3 separate regions of the Homo sapiens genome follow, and all the other regions are linked to region 3. Evidence: read pairs that join two places in POLR2A ChIA-PET (ENCODE). Cell type or tissue: OCI-LY7. All regions are shown on one strand. Links, peaks and the distances in the headings refer to the core of each region. The heading gives the core; the rest is flanking DNA. Region 1 has its middle 100 kb from the start of LINC01777. Region 2 has its middle 95 kb from the start of LINC02780. Region 3 overlaps LINC01134 (long intergenic non-protein coding RNA 1134).

Region 1 (7,986 bases), core at 1,726-6,725, 400 kb before region 3:
CCATCACAGGCCTGGAGGCCTAGATGGGAAAAATGGTTTTGTGGATCAGGCCCAGGGCCCCACTGCTCTGTGCAGCCTCAGGACATGGTGCCCTGCATCCCAACCACTCCAGCTTCAGCTGTGGCTAAAAGGGACTAAGGTACAGCTGGGGCCATTGTTTCAGAGGGTGCAAGCCCCAAGCCTTGGCAGCTTCCATGTGGTGTTGTGCCTGCAGGTGCACAGAGGGCAAGAGTTGAAGTTTGAGAGCCTCCAGCTAGACTTCAGAGGATTATGGAAATGAGCAGATATCCAGGCAGAAGTCTGCTGCAGGGTCAGAGCCCTCATGGAGAACCTCTGCTAGGGCAGTGCAGAGGTGAAATGTAGGATTGGAGCTCCCACTCAGAGTCCCCACTGGGGCACTGCCTAGTGGATCTGTAGGAAGAGGGCCACTGTCCTCCACACCCCAGAATAGTAGATCCACTGACAGCTTGCACTATGCATCTGGAAAATCTGCAGGCACTCAATGTCAGCCCATTAAGGAGCTGCCCAAGGCCATGGGAGCCCACCTCTTCCATCAGTGTGCCCTGGATGTGAGACATGGAGTAAAAGGATATTATTTTGGAGGTTTAAGATTTAATGACTGCCCTGCTGGATTTCAGGCTTGCATAGGGCCTGTAGCCCCTTTATTTTGGCTAATTTTTCCCTTTTGCAATGGGAGCATTTTCCCAATGCCTGTACCCCCATTGTATCTCAGAAGTAACTAACTTGTTTTTTATTGTACAGACTCATAAGAGGAAGGGATTTGCCTTGTCTGAGATAAGACACTGGACTTGGAATTTTGAGTTAATGTGGAAATGCGCTAAGACTGTGGGGGACTGTTGGGAAGGGATGATTGCATTTTAAAATGTGAGAAGGACATGACATTAGGAAGAGCCAGGAGCAGAATGATATGGTTTGGCTCTGTGTCCCCACTCAAATCTCATGGTGAATTGTAATTCCAGTGTTGGTGGGAGGTGACTGAATCATGGGGGTGGACTTCCCCCTTGCTGTTCTTGTGATAGTGAGTTCTCAGAAGATCTGATTGTTGTAAAATGTGTAGCACTTTCCCTCTATCTCTCCTGTGGCCACATGAAGATGTACTTTCTTCCCCTTCACCTTCCTCCATGATTGTAAGTTTCCTGAGTTTTCCCCAGCCATGCCACCTGTACAGCCTGTGGAAAAGTGTAACCATAAACACGGTTATGATAAGTTTAAAAGTGTATAAAACTGGTATGTTTAAAACCACAAAATGGTGTTAAGAGAAATTTTTAAAGGCCTAAATATATGGAGAGAGACCATGGATGGGAGGAGTTTATACTACTAAGCAGTCAATTCTCCACAAGTTGACTTACAGATTCACTGTGATTTTCATCAAAATTCCAGCAGAATTTTTGTTAGGAATTGACAAGTTAATTTAAATGAAAATTTTAAAAGGCTAAGAATAAATAGGGTCTTATTGAAAAAAATAAAATAAAGTCAGAGGATTTAATCTACCATAATTCAAGATTTACTATAAAGTTATAGTAATTAAGATAGTGTAGTATGAGTAAAAGAATTAAACAAATAGATCAACGGAACAGAGCAGTGACTCCAAAAGTGTGTGTGCATTTGTGCATGTATGTGTGTGTGTGTGTGTGTGTGTGAACTAGTTTTTTAAAAGGCACCAAAACAATTCCATGGGCAAAGGAACGTCTTTTCGATAAGTTATATGTAAGTAACTGCACATCTACATGAGAAAAAATAATCATTCACTCCTACCTTATACCATATACAAAAATTAATTCAATATAGGTCATAAGCTTAAATGTGAAAGTTAAGACTATAAATCTCTAGTAGAAAACATAGAAGAGGATCTTTAAGGTCTTGGGGCACAAATTAATCCCTTAAGACACAAATGCTCTACCCATTAAAGGAAAAAAACCAATTTCTTATAAATTTAGGCCTTTTGTTCATCAAAGGACAGCACCAAAATCAGCCATGGAGTGAAAGCCGTTATTTGTAATATATATGTCAGACAAAAAGCCTACACCCTGGATATATATGTAAAAGTCTATCACAAATCAATAATAAAGAGATAACTTCCCTCTAAATCTGTAAGAGACTTAACAAGAATAAGTGGTCAAGATATGATTGAAAAAAAGAATAAAGTCGGAAGATTGAGTCTACCTTATTTCAAGTACACAAAATAACAGAATGCATAACAACCACAGGAAAAGTTGCTCAACATCCCTGACCGTTAGAGAAATGCAAATTAAAACCACAGTAAAGAACCACTACACACCACTACACACCACCACAATGGCAAAAATTACAAATCCCGAAAACCACAGAGCTGGCGACGGTGTGGGTAGGCTGGAATACTTACCCGTTACTGGTGCATGTGTGGGGATGGTTACACCACTTTGGAAAGCTTTTTGACAGTTTCTTATATGGCTGAACATACATTTACCCTAAGATCCAGCAATTCTTCTAGGTCTATAACAATGATAAATAGGCCCACCAAATACTTGTCCAAGAATGTACGTTCATAGCAACTTTATTTGTAGTAGCCAAAAACTAGGAACAACCCCAACGCCCATCAACAACAGAATTGATCAACAAACTGTAGTATATCCGTTCAATGAAATTCTACTCAGAAAGAAGGGGAGGAAAGCAGGAGAAAAAGAAAGAACAAATGGCTGATGCATGCAGCTACTTGGATGAGTCTTGAAAACATGAGTGGAATGAAGGAAGCCAGACAAGACAGACTACAGACGGTGCAATTCCATTTCTATGAAGTTCAAGAACAAGCGGGACAAATCTAAGGTGATGAAAGCCAGATCAATGGCTGCCTGCAGAGGAGGTCGGGAGGGGAGACGGCTGCCAAGGGCAGGGTCTTTCTGGCATGATAAAAATGTTCACTCAATCTGGGTAAGTTTCCGTTGTCAAAATTCAACTAACGTTTCATTTGAAACTGTGCATTTTACAGTATTGAGACTATGCCCCCATAAAGCACTGTTTAAAATAACTTACAGACAGGCTGGGTATGGCCTGTAATCCCAGCACTTCGGGAGGCCGAGGTGGGCAGATCACTTGAGGCCAGGAGTTTGAGACCAACCTGGCCAATACAGTGAAACCCTATCCCTACTAAAAATAGAAAAAGTGAGTCAGGTGTAGTGGCAGGCACCTGCAATCCCAGCTACTTAGGAGGCTGAGGCAGGAGAATCGCTTGAGCCAAGGAGGCGGAGGTTGCAGCGAGCTCAGATCGTGCTACTGCACTCCAGCCTGGGCAACAGAGAGACTCTGTCTCAAAAAAATAAAAAATAACTTAGAAACAAACTGAAGAACGGTATGCAAATAACAACAGAACACAGGAAGGAATCATTCTAGCACAGAAGCTATCTACCCCTTCTTAAGCATCTCAACTTTTCCTGGCACGATGCAACATGCCTGTGTGCATTACCCCCAGGTAGTGTTATCATAAGCCCTTGGAGCAAGGGGTTTTCCTGGACCCAGAGAGACTCGGTGACTCCCCTGAGATCCCCCGAGCTGTGCACAGTGGCAGAACCAAAACCCAAGGCAGACATGCGGATACCAAGCTGTCAGCCTCCACATTCCTTCCAGGTGCTGGGCTGCTTTCTGTTTCTTTGTGTGAATCCCACAGCAGCCAGCAATATCACTATGATTGCCCATTTTAAAGGTGAGGCAACAGACTCAGAGATGAAGTGGAGTAAGGATGTGAGCCCAAGCCCAGCCCGTTCTCCCACTAATACCACCCCTGCTCCCTGCCCCGCTCCTGGCCACCATTGCTGTCACCTCCCAAAGGTGCCACCTGTGCCTGCCCAAGGCCTTGAGATGCAAACAGGAAAAGCCTCAGTAGCTCCAGAGGTGAAGCACAGGTCAGGGATTCTCAACACAGAAAAGGCTATGTTCTGCGCGGCCAAGGTGCAGAAACACAGCCCCCGCGCAGCACCAGGTGCTTGGAGGAGATGTGCTGGCCTACAGAACAATGGGTCAGGTGAATATTGGGTGTTACAGCTTCCACAGGGCTGTGTGAGCTTCGCTCCCCCTCCAGACTGGGAGCTCTAGCACACCACGCCCATGCCTGGGGTGCACACCGTCCCCAGCAAGTGTCCTTGGATTGAATGGCTGTAGTAGAGTTCCTCTGTTGCCCTGTTGATGGCATTTGACAATAAGCAGCGTGCTGGACTGTCCCACTCACTCTCAGGCGGACCACTAGTTGAGCCCCCCAGAACAGGCAGCTTCCCACCCTGTCCTACAGCTGAACTGGAGGAGGGTTCCTAGAGGGACTGCTGGGACACTGGAGGCCCCTGGGGAGGAAGGAGTTTCAAAAGGGAGCCAGTGGCTGGCCCAGGTGCAGCAGGGACACGGTTGAGGGAACACAGACCACACGTTTGTTGTTCTTGTTGGGACGGGCCACCTGTCCCAGCGAGACGGTGGACTGGCTCCATGCCTCACCCTGAGCCCCAGCCAGCAAGCATCCTGAACCAGCAAGACACCTCCAATATCTCCTTCCTCTGGGTGGGTCCCAGTGGGACGTAGGACCCTGGCTCCTTGGACCCCTCCTACCCCAAATCCATTGAGAGGTCATGGCCCCACCCCCAGACACCCAAAGAGCCACTCTTGCTGTCTGTCCCTCATGCAGTCTGCTCTGTCATGCAGCCCCCCGGGGACACTCAGTGACAGGCAGACAGTGTCATCACCAGTCCTTGAGAAACCTCTGGGTCTCAGCTTGGTTGAGAAAGGACGGTAGCCCTGGCCAGGTGCTGACCAGGAAGTTGTAAGCAGGAAAGGAGTAAGATTAGAGACAGCAGCAGTGTCTAATGGAATTTTCTGAGTGGATGAGTGCTCACAACGTGGCTACTGAGTATTTGAAATGTGACTCCTGTGTCTGAGGAATTTAATTTTTTATGTAACTGCATTCATGAGAATTTTTTTTCTTTTTTTTTTTCTTTTTTTTTTAATTATACTTTAAGTTTTAGGGTACATGTGCCCAGCGTGCAGGTTAGTTACACATGCATACATGTGCCATGTTGGTGTGCTGCACCCGTTAACTCGTCATTTAACATTAGGTATATCTCCTAATGCTCTCCCTGCCCCCACCCACCCCACAACAGGCCCCAGTGTGTGATGTTCCCCTTCCTGTGCCCATGTGTTCTCATTGTTCAATTCCCACCTATGAGTGAGAACATGCGGTGTTTGGTTTTTTGTCCTTGCGATAGTTTGCTGAGAATGATGGTTTCCAGCTTCATCCATGTCCCTACAAAGGACATGAACTCATCCTTTTTTATGAGAATTTAAATTTACATTGCCACAGGTGGCCAGGGGCCATGTCCGAGAGCATAGCCTGGCAGTGGCCACCAGCTCTGCTGGGAGTCTCCCCCAGGAGTCTCTCTGGTTCCAGGAAAACTCTCTACTTGAACTCCACCCAGGCTGTGACTGTACCCTGCCCTTTGCCCTGCCCGCCAGGGCTGGTTTTGAAGGTCTACAGGAACAAGAAGCCATCTCTGGTCACCTAGGATGGTCTTGGAGGGCCGAGCTAGGAACCTGTCAGAGGAGAGGGAGCCGAGACAGGGGTCCTATGGGAAGGGAGAGGGCAGGGCTGGTGACACCGTAACGCTCAAAAGAAGCCACTGCTCCCGCCCGGCTCCCACTCCATGCACCCCATCCTGGACACCCAGAGCAACCGTGACATCCCTAGTTCCTTTTCCAAAAAGTGAGGAATAAACTGCCCAACACATTCTCCCCAGTCCCTTCCAGCTGAGCCCACCTTCTGGTGTGACCGTCACTGGAGTGTGGGTGGCCTCGTGGAGAGGCTGCGTCTGCCCTCCATGGCCACGGCCACACAGCCCCAACATGGGCTACTGCAGAAAAGTGTTCTTTCCATCCCCACATCCCAGAATACCTGCCAGCTGTAACAGGTCCTGTCTTTAGGGGGCTTTCTTGCAACCCAATTTTTCAATGGCCTTTAATTGGCTTCCATGTTCTCTGGCATCCACTCCCCACAAGCAGACTCTGACTCAGAAAAGGAAAACCTATCTGTTGTCAGTCACTCCTGCTGCTCTTTCCCCAGCACCCGGGCCCCTGTCATCGGGGCAGACAGGGCTATTTGTCAAGCTCAGGTGAGTCACCAAAAGACTTGATGTTCCTGCAGGGAAGCCCAGCCAGTGCCTCCTCCAAGCACACCTGAGGGGCTAAAAAACAACGCTCGCCATGTAAGCACGCTGCCTCCGTTGAAAGGGAGAGGGGTGCAGAAGAAAGGCGACTTTGATCCATCATTCACACCCCAAAGACGCCACTGTGGTTTGAAGCGGGAGAGACACATCTCTCTTTACAGGCAATTGAGACGTTGAGATGGCCACACATGCCGCTGTCTAGGGAGGAGTTCAGCTTGAACATGCTTAGTCACACTGGTGGCGGGGGAAAGAAATAGGGCAGCCGCCAGCCTGGGGACCAGGAGATGACAGCTTCAGTGACAGCAGAGAGGGCTCTGGGCTCAATGGACTCCCCCTCTCTTTTCTTTGAAATATCCAAATCGTGGCCATCCCTGCAGGAAAAACACCAGCCTGCATCTCTGCAGCCACCTCCTCGACACCTGAATTTTGATGGGTCACTTTTACATGTGGTTCCAAGCACCAAGTGAGCGTTTGGCTTCCATTAAGGGCAATTTGTACATGTTTTTCTCTTTTACCCCAATGAGTGTTCTTCACCCATGTCACCTCCTCAATCCCCTGGGCGTGTGCTGGCATCACTGGAGGTCTTTCATCTCGGCTGTGAGGACAGGACAGCAGCCCTCATGACACCTGCAGAGGTATCCAGGGAAGCCTCTCCTCTGCTCCAGCACTGGGCAAGCCTTGAGTCTCCACATTCTGCAGAAAAGTCCATTTTGGTCACTGAGGGAGCTGGAAGGGGAAGATGAAAGAGATGTTGGTTCTGGCAGGGTGCCCAGCACATGCAGAGACTACAGGGAAAAGGCCTCTCCTTAGGAATGAGAGGGACACCCAAGGCTCTGCATTTGTGGCCACCTGGCATAGCTCACTGGGGCCAAGAAGAAAAAAACACCAGGTTCAAGTCAGAGGACAGTGTTGCTTCTAAAAAGAGGGCAGAGACTTCAGAAGGGCAGACACAGAAGGGGCTTGGAATCCCCCATGTTGGTGGAAGGGACTGAGAAGCCTCTCTGGGCTGTCCACACCTGAACCAGACACTTCTCACTAGTGTCCCTGCTCTGAGGCCAGCCAGTTCTGCAAAGAACCCACATCAGCCCAGTCCACACCAGGCAGTTCTGAGCTGTCAGAAACAAAGAGCTTTTATTTCTGTGCTGAGCATTTTATATGTGCTTAATTATCTGCACCAATCTCCAAATAGCCAAATTCTGACAATAATAGTGACAGTAGGAACTGTTGTGTGTTCCTGAGCTCACATCACATGCCAGGAATTGTACTGAAGCTCTTGCCTGTCTCACTTATCTGACCCTCCTACCCTTTGAGGTGGCACAGTTGTCAATCGCACTTCACAGGCAGCTCAAAAGAGCTGATAAAATATGCCTGGCACTCCTGCCAGCCCTCTCAGGTCCCTGCTAACCATGCATGCAAAGGGCCACCTATTTTCCAGTGCCCAGACAAATGCCCCACCACCAGGCAGACTGCCATTCCCAAGGCCCTATGGCTCTTCCACGCCTCTTCTGTGGTGAGGATGTCACCTCCACTGCCAGTCAATATGGCACCCAAACAAGGCTTGCAGGCTTGGGAGGCACACAGCCTAGATGTGAGTCCCAGCTTCGTCACCTCCCCTCTGCAGGCCTGCCTGGACCTCGGCTCCTCCACTCCCATCCTGTGGATGCTGCCTGCTCTCCGGTGCACCTCGAGGGTCACTTGAGACCAGGCACTTTGTTGAGAACCGCGTCTGCTGCACTTGTACTGATATTGTTTGGCTGTGTCCCCACCCAAATCTCATCTTGAATTGTAGCTC
Region 2 (7,986 bases), core at 1,967-6,966, 160 kb before region 3:
AGCTCTGAGCCCATCACTCATGTTCAGAAAGCAAATTATTTTTCTTTGGAGGCATTAAGGGTAAATAAAGGCTTAATGAATCAAGCCTTTTGAATTGCTATTGCTCCTTTAATTTGTAGTTTACAAGGTTCTTGCAAATTAAAAATGGGAAAAGAAATCCCTTCCCATCCTGCATGTACCTCCTCCGGGCAGGAACAATTGGGTTGTTTTGATTTTCATGTCCCTAAAGCCCTTATCTCTTTGAAAAATTATTCCTTAATTTTTATGAGGTTGCTGGTAAGACGGGAGAAGTTGAACGATTGTTCCATATCTCGTTCTCCCTCTCCTTCGAGTTCACTGTGAGTGGTTATCGTTCCCTAGGTGTGAAATAAAGGTGGAAGTGCTCACTTTTAATTTACTGTTTGCAATAAGCAGGGCTTTATCAACAGTCCCCCAATAAATTATTTTTATTGCCAGCCTCCTATTGCTGGGAGCAGTGGCCATGAAAACATTGGTGTAGGGAAAATGCAATCTCACGGGCTTCGGACCCAAGTGAGCTGGTACCTACCAGGCGGGTGAAGACAGAGGTGCTGGGTGGGGCTGAGAAGAGTGAGAGGGGTCAGAGTATTCCAAGGACCTGCCACAGCCGGAGAAAGGGAATCCCCCTTCCCTCAGGGCTCACAGGAGGACTGGCAGGACCTGCCTTCCCCCACTGGTTTCAGTGAGGGGTGACCATAAAATCAGAGCTGCAGGGCCAGGCACGGTGGCTCACGCCTGTAATCCCAGCACTTTGGGAGGCGGAGGCGGGCGGATCGCGAGGTCAGGAGATCGAGACCATCCTGGCTAACACAGTGAAACCCCGTCTCTACTAAAAATACAAAAAAATTAGCCAGGCACAGTGGTGGGTGCCTGCAGTCCCAGCTACTCGGGAGGCTGAGGTAGGAGAATGGGTGAACCCAGAAGGCGGAGCTTTCAGTGAGCTGAGATCATTGCGCCACTGCACTCCAGGCTGAGCGACAGAGCGAGACTCCATCTCAAAAAAAAAAAAAAAAAAAAAAAATCAGAGCTGCAAATCAGGCCACTCTCAAAAGCCAGGAAGTCTTTCTAAGTCTTGTAACTCAGCATCTGAAAGTCACGCTGCTCCAAGCCTGTGAGTCTACAAGGTAGCAGTGTGTAACAGAGCCCCCCTCTCTCTCCCTCCCTGTTTCTCCCTATCTGTCCCCTCCTACTATTTCGTCCTCCTCCTTCTCCTGAACCTGCCCCTTTCTACCCTTTTCTTTCTCCTCCTTCTCCTTCCTTTTCTTTCTTCCCTCCTTTCACCTCTTCATCTTATCTTTATCTTCTGCTTCTCTTCCTGCTCCTCCTCTCGCTCCCACTCTCCTTCTTTTTCCCCTTTCTCCTCGTCTTCCCACCATCTCCCCTGTCCTGAGAGTGACCTATGAAGCAGCTGACACAAGAATCTGGAGTGAGACACTGAAAAGCCATCCCATGGTTTGAGCCTCAGGAACTGTGGGATTGTTCCTTCCAGAGCAGGGCAGGGAGACCTGCTCTCTCACCAGGAACGGTGGCAGGGACCCTGCTCTGTCCTGCCGTGCTCTGGGTTTCATAAATCTCGGAGAAGTTTCTTCTGCTCCTCCTAGTTCCTTCCACTTTGTGGGGCCATCACTGGCTGTGGTCTGCCGCCCTTGCCTAGGTCAGCACAACACTGGGTGAATCTGGACCCAGGCTTGGCGGGAAATCACCACACTGCATGCCTCTGCTGCCCCGAGGGTCCTAATTAGTTTTCAGCTTCAGAAGTGACGGGCTAGAGCACAACATTTATTCAAGTGTTTATTACTTTGACACTTCCCTATGTTCAACAATATTACTCACTTTGAGAACAAATCCATTAGGATTTCTCTCTCCTTCAATGGAGAGGTGGGGCTTTCGTTGACTAATTGGAGTCAGCGGGACTGTTTAAATCACGTGGAAGCCCCACAAGGTGAATGCACTGACATTGTCACGTTTCTCCAGAGCAGCTGTTTTCCACGACAGAGAGTCAGGCTCACTGGAAATGACCTGCTCTGAAGGGAGCCTCGTGCCAATCTCAGGCAGCCCCATGGCCCGATCCTGCCTTCCTGCTCACCTGGCTGCATCTTACCACAAAAATAGATGCCCACCTCCAACCAAATGCACTCTTGGAAACACACCAAGAGGACATGCCAGTCCCACCTAAATCCCAGATCCCATGTTTCTCAAAGGCAAGGGCCAGCACAGCCCCACAGATAGCCAGGATAGAGGATGCCAGAGCTACCACAGAGCAGGTGCTTCCTGGCTCTCCTGGAGTGGAGCAGCAGTTCTTCACTCACACAGACTCCCCAGACAGCAGCTGCTCCCTCCTCTCTGAGCCTCAGTCTCTCCCCTAGAAATGGGGCCAAGAAGTAGTTCCTACCCTATAAGACTGTGAGGAGGATACGGTGAGCTAGCCGTGGGAAGTGCCAGGCGCCTCAAGGGCTCAGGCAGCATTAGCTACTAATAGTATCAATTAGATCAGCACCAAGAAGAAACCCATCTGTGTTCTAAAGTAGGGAAAATTCCAACAAGATCATATTTCTGGAAACACACTGGCTTCCCCATATGGTCTCCCTCTCCCAAGGGCCACCCAGCCCCCAGGGTCTTTGCAGGGAACAGGTTCATTTGTCCAGCCTGGAAAGCACACGCTGGAAGCAAAGGGGCCTCGCCGCAATGCCCAGGTGGAGGGCCCAAGGGAGGGGCTTCTGAGGAGAGCCCTGGAAGTGGCTCAGCAGCAGCTGGGGACAGGCCCTGCCACTGTTCCTGGCCTCCCTGCAATGACGGTGTTTGCTGGCTCAGCTGATTGTCCTCATGGCGGCCAGATGGTTGGAACATCAGCGTTCAGTGTGAGATTAATGCCAGGTGGAATAAAATCACTTAATACCCTGCAATATGCAAGAGCAACACTTCCTATGCAGAGCTGCTGCCTTGATACAACTGCATCCTAACATGAGTCATGCTGAGAGTCCAATATTTGTTTAATGGCAACCAGAAGAAATGGTAGAGAAGGAATCAAATGTCAATCAAAGAAGATAAGACTGAATTAACCAGTCTTGGTAATTCAAAGGTCACCAAAGAGCCAGAAAAAGTCAAATTAATGTCATGCTGCCTGCAGGCTGTCCCTGGCCCAGTGAACGCTGCCAAATGGAGCAATTTCCAGAAAAGTCAACTGAAAGCAGAATATAGACAACTATATAGATGAAATCATGAATAAATGAATGAATAATGCCAGACTATTGGCACCACAGAGCCCCTTCCTTCCCAGTGGTGACACCTGGCACACATTCCTCTGCCGGGTGATCAAGGTCAACTTCAGTAGTAATGAGGCATGTTGAGAATAGGCATCCTGGATGCAATGCAATGAGAAGGGCACTTCACCCCTGCAGTCTTCCTTCCAAAACTACATAGCGCCAGTCTAATCATGAGAAAAACATCAGACAAACCCTCATTGACGGAAATTCTACAAAATATCTGGCCAGTATGCCAAACAACTATCAAGGTCATCAAAATCCAGAAAAGTCTGAGAAACTGTCACAGCCAAGAGGAGCCCAAGGAGACGTGATGACTAAATGTAATGCAGGATTCTGGAAGGGATCCTGGAATAGAAATCGATCCTGGGGCATTAGGTAAAAACTAAGGAAATCTGGGGGAAAATGACCTACTGATGTTGGTTTATCAAGTGTGACAAATGTACCATATTAATGTTACTAATAAAAGGAACTGGGTAGAGCGTAGATATGAACTCCCTATTGTGAAAATAAGTAATTCAAAATCTAAGCTGTTGGAATTCAAAATTATTTTGAGCCTCAAAGGAATGTAATTATGGGGCCCGAGTCATGTGACAGGCAGCTGTAACTGAGGCAGCTGTAACCTTCCTCTCTCTGATTCTACATTAGACTTCTTCCTCTCTACATTGTTTTGCAAAATGTTGCAAATAACTAAAGGCTTCCTTTTCTCACTGCTGATCTTCATAACAGATTAGCTTCTCTTACCTTTCTCACACACAGAATTCATGGCTACCACATTGTCTTAAGAAGAAATGTTAAATACACTCTTTTAAATTGGAAAGTTAATGAAAATCAGATATAAAGAAAACAAGAAAACAAACTGTTAAAAGAGAACAAACTGTAACTAATTAAATTATTGTAGCTCATAAACCAGATTTGCATAGGAAATATTGTAGTCCTGTTAAATTTCTTTGCCTTCTACCTATAAAGCAATACCTTCACTTTTAATTTCAGAACACTGACCCCATTTCTCCAGAGTCTGTGTCTCCAGGATGGCTATTCCCAGCTTTTTGCTTAAATAGACTCTTTAAAACTGGATTCTGATCCTTTTGATCGTTTCAAGTTGACACCATACTGTCTTCATAACTTTTCTGTAAATCTAAACTATTAAAAATTAGACATGTATTAATAAAAAAGAAAAATTACTTAAGGATGTAGTTCCTCCCCACCCACCATAAAAAAAGAAGTAAGAAATTGGAGGATCCAATTCAGGGGAGAGATGAAGGCTATCCCAAGATGTTAATGGACGAGCCATCCTGGGATGCAGTTGCTTCATTTGGAGCTTGCAAAAGAATTCCCAGAGGGAGTTGCCTGTTTTTTTGTTTTTTTTTTTTAATGAAATTTCAGAGACTTGTTACTGTTACAGAGAGGCTACAGGAATTTAAGGGTAAGCTAATGATAGACCATGCAAGAAAAAAAAAGGAAACTAGAATTTTCTGAGGGAAAAATACATACAAGAAAAAAGAAATCATAGTTCACTATGTGGCTATGCAGTGAATAATATTTACAAATTACAAAAGTGCAAACACAATCTGCTAATATTTTTTAACTTGTAGAATCAAGCTACAGGTAACACCTTGAAGATTTAATTACCGTTTCAACCCAGGTTGTGTTACAGTGGCTGGGATTCATGAAGCCTCTTCCCCAGCGTACAGGTTGCTTGAGGGGAAAAGGAGGACCTTATTTTTGCACGTGGTCAGCCAGTAGGTGCTCAGCTGCTCTACAGGTGGCACAATGAAGTGGTTATAAGTGTGAGCTTTGAAGTTCAACAGTCAGATCCCACTGTGGGCTCGGATACTCGGTAGCTTTGGAAGACCGAACAAATAATTTAGCTCCTCTCTGCCTGAATTTGCTCATTTGCTCATCAACCAACATGAATGTACTAAGGATTAAAGTAGACTATATATGTAAAACAGCACAATGCCCAGACATCATCAACACACTGCATAATTAGTTGCTATTGTTACCTTGTAAGCAAAGAAAGGAAGACAATTAGTTTTGCTTTTTCTGGGGAATAAAGGAAAGAAAAGATACTCCTGGAAGTGCAACTCAATGACCAAGCCCTGAAATAAAATTTTTTAAAAAACAACACTCTGGGCTTTTATCACCTTCAAGAGACAGGGTCTGAGGAAGGCCTGCCTCTGCACAAAAGCTCAAGGACTCTAAGAACTCAACCTTCTCGATCCTAAAAATGCATCTGCTGGCCTGCTCTTCTCAGCTGGTGTCCACAGGGTGCCTCTGCAGAGCTCACGGAGAGCCACCCTGCAGAGCTCACGGAGAGCCACCCTGCAGACAGGAAGGAGGGAGCTTCTGCCAGCACAGCCTGCTCCCAAGAGGAGCTCTCACTACACCCAGAGACCACACTTCCAGGCTGAGCCCCATCACAACCAGGTGTTGCAGAGGCCGAGGGATCCTTCCTGGGTTCCTGCATCCTGCACTGATAGAAAACCCCTAAGGCACACCCATGTGATTGATGGAGATTGAGTCACAAAATTAAGTGATTATTTATGCCTAGCAACATAACATGAGACCAAGGTTTCACTAATCATCACCACTAGCGGACCGGAGCCTCGTCTGAGGAAGAGAGGTAGAGACATCTCCGCAATCCAAACACGACGTGCCCATGTAATTAGCTCATCCATAATTGAGCACTCTGCTTGCATAAAGTTTGCGCTCATTAGTCAAAAGCACATCTCTCATAACTCCACAGGTTGTTTTAAACAGATTGGTTTTTTGCTGAAAGCCTCGTTTTCATTTAAAAGCGCGTCCTTACACGGCATGTCAAGAACAGGGACGCTTTTCGTAAGATGAATGGAATCTGGGAACATTCTTTTCTATAATGAGGTTGTAACGTTCTCAGCCCCTGGCACATGGGAAGGGCACACCGAGCTTGGAATACACACAAGAGTGTAAACAGAGGGTTCCCCTTTTCAGCAAGTGAAGGGCAAGCATCCTCCTCGGCCCAGCCAAGAAGTGCCTTGTCTCAGCCTCTCCCCTTCCAGAGAGACCCTGCGGTCCTGATGACCTAGCCAAGTCCTCAGCCGGAAGCAGTGGCAGACGCTCGATGTTCAAGGTGGGAGGCAGCACATCCAGGCCCACTCTGGGCTTCCAGCCCTGTTCCAGACCCTCGGTTTCTTTCAGGGTTCAGAAAGGGCATTTGCCTCCTTCCTCTCCCTGTGCCCATAACACAGCTTGCAACTGAACATTCTCATGACCAGGAAGCTTGCTTGGGGTCTTCCTACATTTTTCTTGCTATCTATGGGATTCTAGTGTTTCCTGGCCTGGTAGCCCCTGTGCTGGGATGGGGTAATGGGATGCCACGGGCTGGGCGGGCAGTGCCCCAGGCTCCTGTGACTTATGCGTAGGTATCATCCAGGGCAAAATGAGTTCCCTCCCTGAATCCCTGGGTCCTTGCCACCATGAGGACCCCAGACCTGCCCCCACCACCTGTTGTCACACAAACTCACACAAGGGGAGGCGCTGAACACTAGGCTCTGGGTCCCTCGGGCTCCTCAGGGCCATTTTCACCTCAGAAAGACGTGTCCCCAAGTGACCGTCCCTTAGTCCCTTCCCCAGGCTCCCAGCACCCCCACCCATGCCAGCTTGATATTACCTGGACAGTGCACCCCTCCATGCCCCTCTGCTCCTGGCCACCAGCAGGAGTCTGGTGAACAAACGAATGAACAATTGAATGAGTGAGTGAGTATATGAGTGACTGAGTGAGCAAGTGAGTGAATGAGTGAGTGTGAGTGAGTGAATGAATATGTGAGTGACTGAGTGTGAGTGAATGAGTGACTGAGTGAATGAGTGACTGTGTGAGTGAGAGTGACTGAGTGTGTGAGTGAATGAATGAGTGTGTGAGTGACTGACAGTGAGTGAATGAATATGTAAGTGAGTGTGTGAGTGACCAAGTGAGTGAATAAGTGAGTGACTGAATGAGTCTGAGTGTGAGTGTGTGAGTGAGTGACTGAGCGAGTGTGTGAGAGTGAGTGAATGAGGGAGTGTGTGAGTGAGTGACTGAGTGTATGAGTGAGTGAATGAGTGACTGAGTGTGAGTGAGTGAATAAGTGAGTGTGAGTGAATGAGTGACTGAGCAAGTGTGTGAGTGAATGTGTGTGAGTGAGTGACTGTGAGTGAATGAGTGACTGTGAGTGAATGCATGACAGTGTGAGTGAATGAGTGAGCAAGTGTGTGAGTGAATGTGTGTGAGTGAGTGAATGAGTGTGAGTGAATAAATGAGTGAGTGAATGAGTGAGTGACTGTGAGTGTGAGTGAACGAGTGACTGAGCAAGTGTGTGAGTGAATGAGTGAGCAAATGTGAGTATGAGTGTGTGAGTGAGTGACTGAGCAAGTGTGGGAGTGTGAGTGAATGAGTGAGTGAGTGAATGAGTGACTGTGTGAGTGAACGAGTGACTGAGCAAGTGTGTGACAGTGTGTGTGAGTGAATAAGTGAGTGAGTGAATGAAACAGTGACTGTGTGAGTGATGAGCAAGTGTATGTGAATGAGTGACTGAGCAAGTGAATGAGTGTGAGTGTGTGAGTGACTGAGTGTGAGTGAGTGAATGAGCAAGTGTGAGTGAATGAGTGTGTGAGTGAATGAGCAAGTGAGTGAGTGAATAAGTGAGTGAATGAGTGTGCGAGTGAGTAAATGAGTGACTGTGAGTGAATG
Region 3 (7,986 bases), core at 1,454-6,453:
CTTCTCCATTGTCCTTGGGAGACTCTCGGGGACCCAGTGCCCAGCTTGAGAGAGAACTGGACACTCCAGGCCTGGACCACACAAGTTCAGTGGCAGCCCTGCCGTTCCAGGGAGTTGGATGTCGCTGATGCTGGGCGTCCTCGCAGCAGAGTTTAAAAAGCCATTGCTAGGAAAAGCCCCACTGGGAACATCACGCCGAAAATGCCCGTTTGGATGCAACGCTCTGCCCCGAGGGTGCTGATCACCGCAGACGCAGGTGCTATGTGCACCGAACCATCAACACTCCACTCACAGACGCAGGTGCTATGTGCACTGAACCATCAACACTCCACTGGCCATAAAATGCACTGACTTCTTTAAAACCCCAGGAAGAAATTAATAACATCTAGGGGAAGGATAACGAATTTTTTACTAAGTGGGAAGGCTGGCCTCTGGTTTGGAGAAGAGTCTGGGTCAAACTGTGTCCAGCCAAGTAAGGAACCTCAGTCCGGTTCCCATGGCCGTGGGGAGGGACGAGGCCTTCACAGCCTGGGGACCCATTTTCCTCACCCCTGTGACAGGGTAGAAGTCACTTTACAAATCACCACGGTACACACCCCCCGGGCTGCAGCAGCCCATGCTCTGCAGAAATGCAAATATTAAGACAACTTTATCTGCACGCCTCTCTGCAGGAAGGTTGCATCCCCTTAGCAGTAGGATCAAAAATTTTTTAGTAAATTAAAAAATTATTCAAAGAACATTTCTCTCTCACTGAGAAAAAAGCAGGGTGCCTCCTTTTTCCTGAGAGGAAAAATGCTCTGTAAAATCTCTCTCTTTGTAATCAGGTTCATACAATAGGCATTAGTTCCGGGGAATTTCAACAGAAATCAGAAATAAAAGGAGATAAGAAAGTTCCAACCAGCCTCCGAAAACGGGCATTCCAGACCCACCAGAGAGATATTCTATTCCCTTTTCTCCGTAGCTCACTTGTGTGTGGGAGGAGGAAGGTCTGCGGTAAGAATTGAATCCTGCCCCAAAGAGGCCTGACCTTTGTCCTCAGCCACTGGGAGGTGACCTCCACGATGTCCTGCCTGATAGGAGTCACTGTTTGCCCAGGGCCTTGGGTTACACAGGAGAGTCCAGTGATGTGACTTAGGGTGGAGGAGAGCCACCATGATGGTCTCAGGGTGGGGCTGGCCATGCCAGAAAGACCAACGGTGTCATGGAGGGTGGGAGATGGGGACCACACGGTGGCAATCGGCCGCAGGACGGGGACTGACCATTTGGGTGGTCACTCAATCAGCCATGCCCATGGAATGGAGCCCCAGTGAGAACCTGGACACTGTGGCTTGAGGCTGGCCCTCGCTCGTGCTACCACGTTGACGCAGGAGAGTCACAAGTCCCAGTCCCACAGGAAAGGGACAGCAAGAGCTCCGCTTGGGGCACTTTTCCTGGACTCGGCCCCCTGCCTCCCCTCCTTTGGCCAATCTTAATCTGTATCCTTTCCCGGTAAGGAACTGATTTATGTAGATGTTGTTCCCACCCAGACAGGCTGGCTCCCCTCTGGCTTCTGCCAGGACTGGAGGCTTCCTGAGGCCTCCCCAGCAGCCGAGCAGGTGCCACCATGCCCCTGTACAGCCTGTGGACCCAGGAGCCAATTACACCTCTTTTCTTCATAAATTACCCAGTCTCAGGTATTTCTTCACAGCAATTCAAGAATGGACTAATACAGAAACCACAACTGTGAGTGTAATAGCTTTCAAGGAGTTCTGGGAGTCCTTCTAGAATCATCAAACTGAGGGTGGCCTTGGGCACCTGAACTTGTGATTCGTACCAGGGTGAGGCCTTGCATGGACTGTGTCCTTGACCTTTGTAACTGGCCTGAACTCTTACTGAGTGTGTGTGTGTGTGTGTGTGTGTGTGTGTGTGTGTGTGAGAGAGAGAGAGAGAGAGAGAGAGAGAGAGAGAGAGAGAGACAGAGAGACAGAGAGAAAGAGAGAGAGAGAGGAGAGACAGAGAGAGAGCAAAGAGAGAGAGAGAGAAATAGAGAAATTCCCGATCTGGTATAAATCTATTTTCTGGAATACTAAAGTTATACATCTTGGAACTGACAAATCCAAGGGAAAAATTATCCCCACCCTTTTGCCTCTAAATTCATGCAACTGAGTTAGCTTGAGAACGTCCAAGAATTCCAGACAGTTCAGTCCAAAATTCGAAACAAGGTACAGACCTTGTTAGCTGCTCCTGGTCTGCAAGCCAACACCCCCACAAACCCAGAGACACGTGTGGAGACCAGATAACCACGTGGGCTGGCCTCCATTCTGTGCCCAGACTTTGAAAAGAAGGATGGAGCCAGGCAGGGGGCGAACCTGCACTAGAATAAGACGAGGTGAAACCATTGCACAAGGTGGCCTGGAGGGAGCCTGGAGCAAGCCAGCCCTGCAAAGCCCCACCTGAGAAGCCAGGTTATGTCCACCCCATCAGTTCACACCAGTCAGCTGCTGCGAGCGGGCGGCGGTGACCCTGGCTCTGCACTCAAGTTTAAGGACAGACGCTGCCGTTGTACTTAGCTGCCTCGAAACGCACTGACCTGAATCTGTTCTGGATTCTTAGGAAGCAGCATGACAGGGAAGTCACAGCCGCAGGGACCTCGGTAGGCAAGTGCCCTTCGAGGAAACTGGGGAATCCTCCGTGGGGCGGAGCGAGCCTGGGTGAGCAGAGACCGGCCGTCGGCCATTCCGCTCCCAGGGCCCATGAGCAGGGCAGACCCCTCCCCACCGACGTGGAGAAGTCTCATTTCTGAAACATGCCACCAACACACAGTCTCTACTGTCCTGCATCCCTAAAAGTGGAGTGATGCCTATTCACAGCTCACTTTCAAGTGGCTGAGACACTAGGCGGGAGAGCCTGCAAGCCCCACCCCGCCCTCCGGCCGCACCCCTGCCTTCCCGCCACACCCCTGCCTTCCCACTCACTCTTTCCTGCATCTTCCCACGGCCTTTGCTGCCCCTAGGGGGCCCTCATGGCCTTTACTGACAGCCCGTGACGTCTCAGTAGCTCAGATGAAACCTGTTTGATTTGAAAGCTGATGATTTTAGTTCCTGAAGGCCACACATGGGAACCGACCTGGACTTGAGGGTCATCGTTCCCAGTCCTGCCTGGGTCCACGTCCTGCCAAAATGCGATACCCGTGAGAACTGGGCAGGGCCCCACAGTGTCTCCTCCTGGGTGGCCTTGACCTGTGTCGGTGGCAGCCGAGGACGGATGCTTGGGTTTCAATGAAGGCAACTGAACACGCACAGCCGCCAAGAGAGGCCGCGGGGCGGGGGAACCTCAGAACCCCGTAATCTCTGCCCTGGGTGCAGACAGTTCTTCAGGAATTCCTCATCCTGCACATGGCCTGAGCATGGCTACACGGCCACAGAGGGAAAAACAGCTGCCCATCAATGACTAGTACGTTTGCGGGAAAATCCATTTATCTGTTGGCCCTGCCATGCCCCTGATGTTTGACCAAGTGAGCCTACGGTGCGCTGGGCACAGGGGCATCTGCGAGTGGGAGGCAGACGTGGATCTGCAGGGAGGGACCTGTCCACATGCCCGCTCCCAGCCTGAACCTCACTCTGCCATCAGCCCGATCCCCAGCCGGTTTCCACTGCCAGCGGCCCCTGCTTGAAGGCAAGGGAGCTCTCAAAATAGGGCTTTTCATCTTGGTGTTTTTCTTCCAGACTGCCCAAAGGTTCTCATAAAATGGCAATTTTTTTTTTCATCTAGTTGGAAATTTAGCCTTCTCCAGGCTCTGCAAATCCCAGGCCTTTTCTTCAAAGGACACTGCAGCGTGATCCCAGCGGAGGGCTGGCAGCAAGGCACAAAGTGGCCCATCGCTCGGAGCTTTTCTGCTGGATGATGTTGGAGTTCACGATTTGAATGTTCCCCCCTGGTGTGCAGTTTCACTGATACCCAAATGGAGCATGTTCTTCATACAGTCAGGGCAAGCGGAGACTACGGGGTTCCCGAGGTTCTCCTGCCCTGCAGCCTCTCTCTGCAGCTGTGCACATGCACCATGACTCCCCATGGAGGGTGCAGCTCCACCCTGGCGGGAGCCACGCCCACAGCTCCCACAGCCCTGCCTGTGCACTGCCTGCAGTGCTCTTTACAACGTGTGTGCAGAGAGCCCAACAAACTTTTGATGAATGAAACCGGTGGACTCCACCAGGAGACAAGTCCTGGCTTCCGCTGGAGCATCTCCACCGGGCCTGCGTCGGTGAAAAGCAGAGGCAAGCGAGTTCTCCTAGGTAGACCTCCACATCCTGCCTACTTACACAGTGATGGTTAGCTGCCATCAATAAGAACAGAAGCACAATTCAATTTTTAGAACACACACAATTAGGTGCCCATAAAAAACGGAAGCCAAAAATTAAAAGACAAATGAATGAGAAAGAACAAAACAAAACCACAATATTGAGAAACGTTAAGGAGGACTCAAATTTCCTGGCAAGGGGGCAGAGAGGGGCCAGGGCTGGGTGTGAACCTGGGAAGACACGGCCAGGCCGGGCTGACCAAGCCGGGTCAGGCCATGGGTCATGACCGCCTGGAGACCACAAGGGCGTCGGGCTGGGTCAGATGCCATGGACCCACCACTGCCTCCTGATCCCAGCACGTTGTAGGATATATGAAGCAGAAAATGGTCTACTCTACTCAAACATCGTCATGTCACAGACTACTGATCAGTCTACAAAGCGGGCTACAAGAGTCCAGTGGATGCTCAGCCTCCAGTGAGGGCCCCAGGGGCGCAGGCATTGGGCCCTTCCACCGGCACCTCCTTCCCCATCTCTGCACGGCGCCAACAGTTCCTATGTACTCTACACCTGATTCTGATGCCACCAACTCCAGAAGAGACCCTCTGCCCCATGCTGGTGGCTCCCTGAAGTTTCTGGGCATCTTCCAACTGCCCCAGGGGTAGTCCTGTGAGTCTCTCAGGCACCCTAGCAGGCTCAGAGCCTACATCCTTCTCCGCTGTGTCCTTCATTCAAGGCAGGACCTTGGCACATGTGCACGGGGCAGACACGGGAGGAGCTGCGATACTTTCCAACAGCAGACGGCTGTCCTACCACAGGGTTATTTTTGCCCAGCTAAGTCGGGTGGACCGAGAGGATAGGAGAGGGTGGGCTATTAAGAAAACATTAGTTTAGGTCAATTCAAAGAGAACTTTTTTTTTTTTTTTGACAAAGTTTCACTCTGTCACCCAGGCTGGAGTGCAGTGGTGCGATGACATTTTAAAAGCATGCTGCAAGCTTTTTTTCCCCTGCCTTCTCCCTCTCTCTCTCTCTTTCTACCTATTACTTCTTTCTTTTAATTATAAAAGGCCATATGCAAGAGAGGCCCTGTCATCATACAGGCCACCATCTGTTGGCAGGAATGCAATGTGCTCTGGCCGGGGTGGCCTCAGTTAACGGGTCTACCGACTGCTAGTCAGTTGAAAAATCTCTTCAACTTTCTCACTGGCCCTACAGTGTTTGTCAAAGGCAAATACTGAACTGGGGCACAGCAGTGTTTTAAGTCAGAAATTTGTGGTATGGGCAAGAATGCAAAGTTTCCTCCAATCCACAATCCTCAAGTTCTCTGTGTGCGTCTCGCCCCCGGCCAGCCAGCCAGCCAGCCAATGTCCTCTGGGTATCACCAGCCTCCGTGAACAAAACACGGACCCTGCCTTCCAGGGGCGTACAGTTCAGGTGGGGGGCCAGCCACGTACAAGCCTGCACAGACTTCACACGCCTGCCACCATGGGGAGTCTCACTGTGCCCTGACCTGGCCGGGTGGGGGCACAGCTAATCAGGAATAAGAACAGAAGCAGACACAGCGAACCCGGGAAGCTGTGGTGTGGAGGTGGCTTCGGCCAAGCCTGGTTTTGGGGAACCCAGGAAACCGTGGTGTGGAGGTGGCTTCGGCCGAGCCTGGTTTTCTGCTCCCTCCAGGGTCTCCTGCAATTCCACATGGCAGCTTGAGGTGGAGCGGGGGAGAGAATTCAAGATTGGCTCCTCTGCCCACGCCAACACCTCCCACCTCGTCAGGAGGGGTAGCCTGTCCAGACAGGGCTCCACTGCACATCCAGCCTTGACTAGGAGGCTCTGTTTCCCCCGGGTGGGCCTGAAAGGGGCCTGCATCCTACAGGATGAGGGAGGGAGAGGGGGCCCCAGCCACTTCCTCCCAGGATCCTCACCCGACACCCCCAGCTCTGTGCTGTTGCCCATGTGGCCTCTCCCCCGTGGCTCCCATCACACTGCAAACGTACAATTCTGTGTGATGATTCCATGCCTGGGCTTGCGCCTGGCCCAGTCCCCAGAACACAGTGGAGCTTGATACCTTGAGTGAATGAGTGGATGCGCCATGCTCTGGGATAGCACCGGAGAAACGGTCCTGGCCTGCCACGGGGTCCTGGTAGAAGAGTGCAGAACACTAAAAAAGCAGCAACCGGCAGATTGAATGTAGGGGGCGGGGGAGCATCCAGGAAGGGCCCCCTGAGGACAGGAGATATAAGCTGAGTTGAGGTTTAACAAATGGATTAGCCAGGCAAAACGTGGGTTGGGGAGCTGGGGAAAGAAGGTTTTCAGGCACAGGGAAGTGGGGAAGAGGCTTTGCAGTGGTCAGGAGCTGAGGGAGGCACTGTGGATAGCAGAGGGGCAGGGGAACAGGTGCTGGGACTCTGTGCGGCTGGAGCAGGGAGCGGCAACGGTGAGCAAGCTCAGAAGCCCTTCCGCACATTCATTGGACAAACACCTGCTGGGCACCCACAGTGTGCCAGGCACCATGCCAGGACTTACAGGCCACTCTAAGACTGTGGCTCTGGATCCCAGAAGCAGGGGATCACCCCAACAGCTGTGGGCTGCCCAGGCCAGAGGAAAAGGAGAGACCAGCCGTGAGGCTTCAAAGTCTAGAATTAACAGCAACCGGCATCTGACAGGATGTGGGCAGGGAGAGAGAGACATTCACCAATGGCCTGGGTGTCAGGCCTTACAGCTGGGAGGCTGGAAACCATGCTCATCCCAGACCTGGGGAGAGGACAGACAACATTGGTGAAGGGAAGGAGAGTGCCCTTTGGGATGTTAAAAGTCCACATGGCTCGGAGCCCAGAGCCCCCATCGGGCGGGCGAGGCCAGGCAGTGAGGCATTTACATCAACTGGCACCAACCACAAACAAGACAGGCAAACACCAGCCAAGCCCCAGTGGATGAAAACTTTGAGCTCCCAAGGACTGGGAAATAAAACCACTGAACCAAGCTTATTATGAAATCAATCTCTGCGAAAATGGGACAGGCTAGGTGTTTAACAAAGTATCGCTCGCTCTCATTTTTTTCTGAACAGCTGGCAGCGATTATATTAAGTTTCCATTTCAAACGCATTTCCTGCCAGTTACACATTTGTCTCCTCCCCTTCTGTACAACATGGATAATAACACGGGAGAAGCGCAGGGCTAGGAAGAGAGAGGGTACAACAGCCAGGTAGGACATGTGTGTGTGTGTGTACACCAGGGCTGCAAGCATCTTCACTCACTGCCGAAAGCAAAACCCCACGTGCAGTCTAATTTGAGGGCTCCACCTAATTACCAAACGTCACACTTCTAAAGAGAGTGGAGGCTGCATAGAGCTCAAGCTGGCAGGATCCTTAAATACTCTCCCTTCTCAGGCACTAAAAGGAGGCATCAGCTGCATGTCTGGGCTTTGAGAGAGTCATACCGTAAGAGAAGGCACACTGATGCTTTTGGAAGAGATTATGAATCACACCCTGCCTTGGAACAGTGCACAGAGGGACCCTGAGCAGGCCATGAAGCCACAATGCAATGCAGTTCACTTTTCAACCTTTGTAGTTTAAGTGGAAAACCTAATGCTTCTGACAAAACTGCCTGATTTAAATGTTCTCACTTGAAAAAAAAAATAATGATTTAAAAAGGAAATAAGACTCCCATTTATTTGCAAAGCACAGTACGGGCTGCTGGGTGCACCCTGCGCCCGA

What was found. Peaks named below come from ENCODE experiments on the same cell type or tissue, not always from the same donor. Only the 100,000 strongest peaks of a DNase experiment are listed, where the experiment ranks them.
Region 1: POLR2A ChIA-PET joins it to region 3 with 6 read pairs; 1 of 35 experiments calls an interaction of 5 or more read pairs at or near these places.
Region 2: POLR2A ChIA-PET joins it to region 3 with 5 read pairs; 1 of 35 experiments calls an interaction of 5 or more read pairs at or near these places.

The regions. Positions count from the first base shown.
Region 1 is chr1:4,306,537-4,314,522 of GRCh38, reverse strand. No RefSeq gene overlaps it. Among named protein-coding and RNA genes, the nearest start is that of LINC01777, 100 kb to the left of the region's middle. RefSeq lists a silencer at 4,353-4,412. In OCI-LY7, for the core only: no CTCF peak of the experiment used is centred there; DNase peaks (open chromatin) are centred at 2,302, 3,552, 3,972 and 4,412; H3K4me3 peaks cover 2,480 bases; H3K27ac peaks cover 3,244 bases.
Region 2 is chr1:4,066,639-4,074,624 of GRCh38, reverse strand. No RefSeq gene overlaps it. Among named protein-coding and RNA genes, the nearest start is that of LINC02780, 95 kb to the right of the region's middle. In OCI-LY7, for the core only: no CTCF peak of the experiment used is centred there; a DNase peak (open chromatin) is centred at 3,904; H3K4me3 peaks cover 547 bases.
Region 3 is chr1:3,902,390-3,910,375 of GRCh38, reverse strand. LINC01134 (long intergenic non-protein coding RNA 1134) reads right to left here. Exons shown (of 4, transcript NR_024455.1): 2 at 6,340-6,411. Among named protein-coding and RNA genes, the nearest start is that of LINC01134, 6.0 kb to the right of the region's middle. RefSeq lists a silencer at 2,875-2,934. In OCI-LY7, for the core only: CTCF peaks have their summits at 2,793, 2,994 (motif pointing right) and 5,759 (motif pointing right); DNase peaks (open chromatin) are centred at 2,985, 4,115, 5,375, 6,345 and 4 weaker places; H3K4me3 peaks cover 4,547 bases; H3K27ac peaks cover 5,000 bases.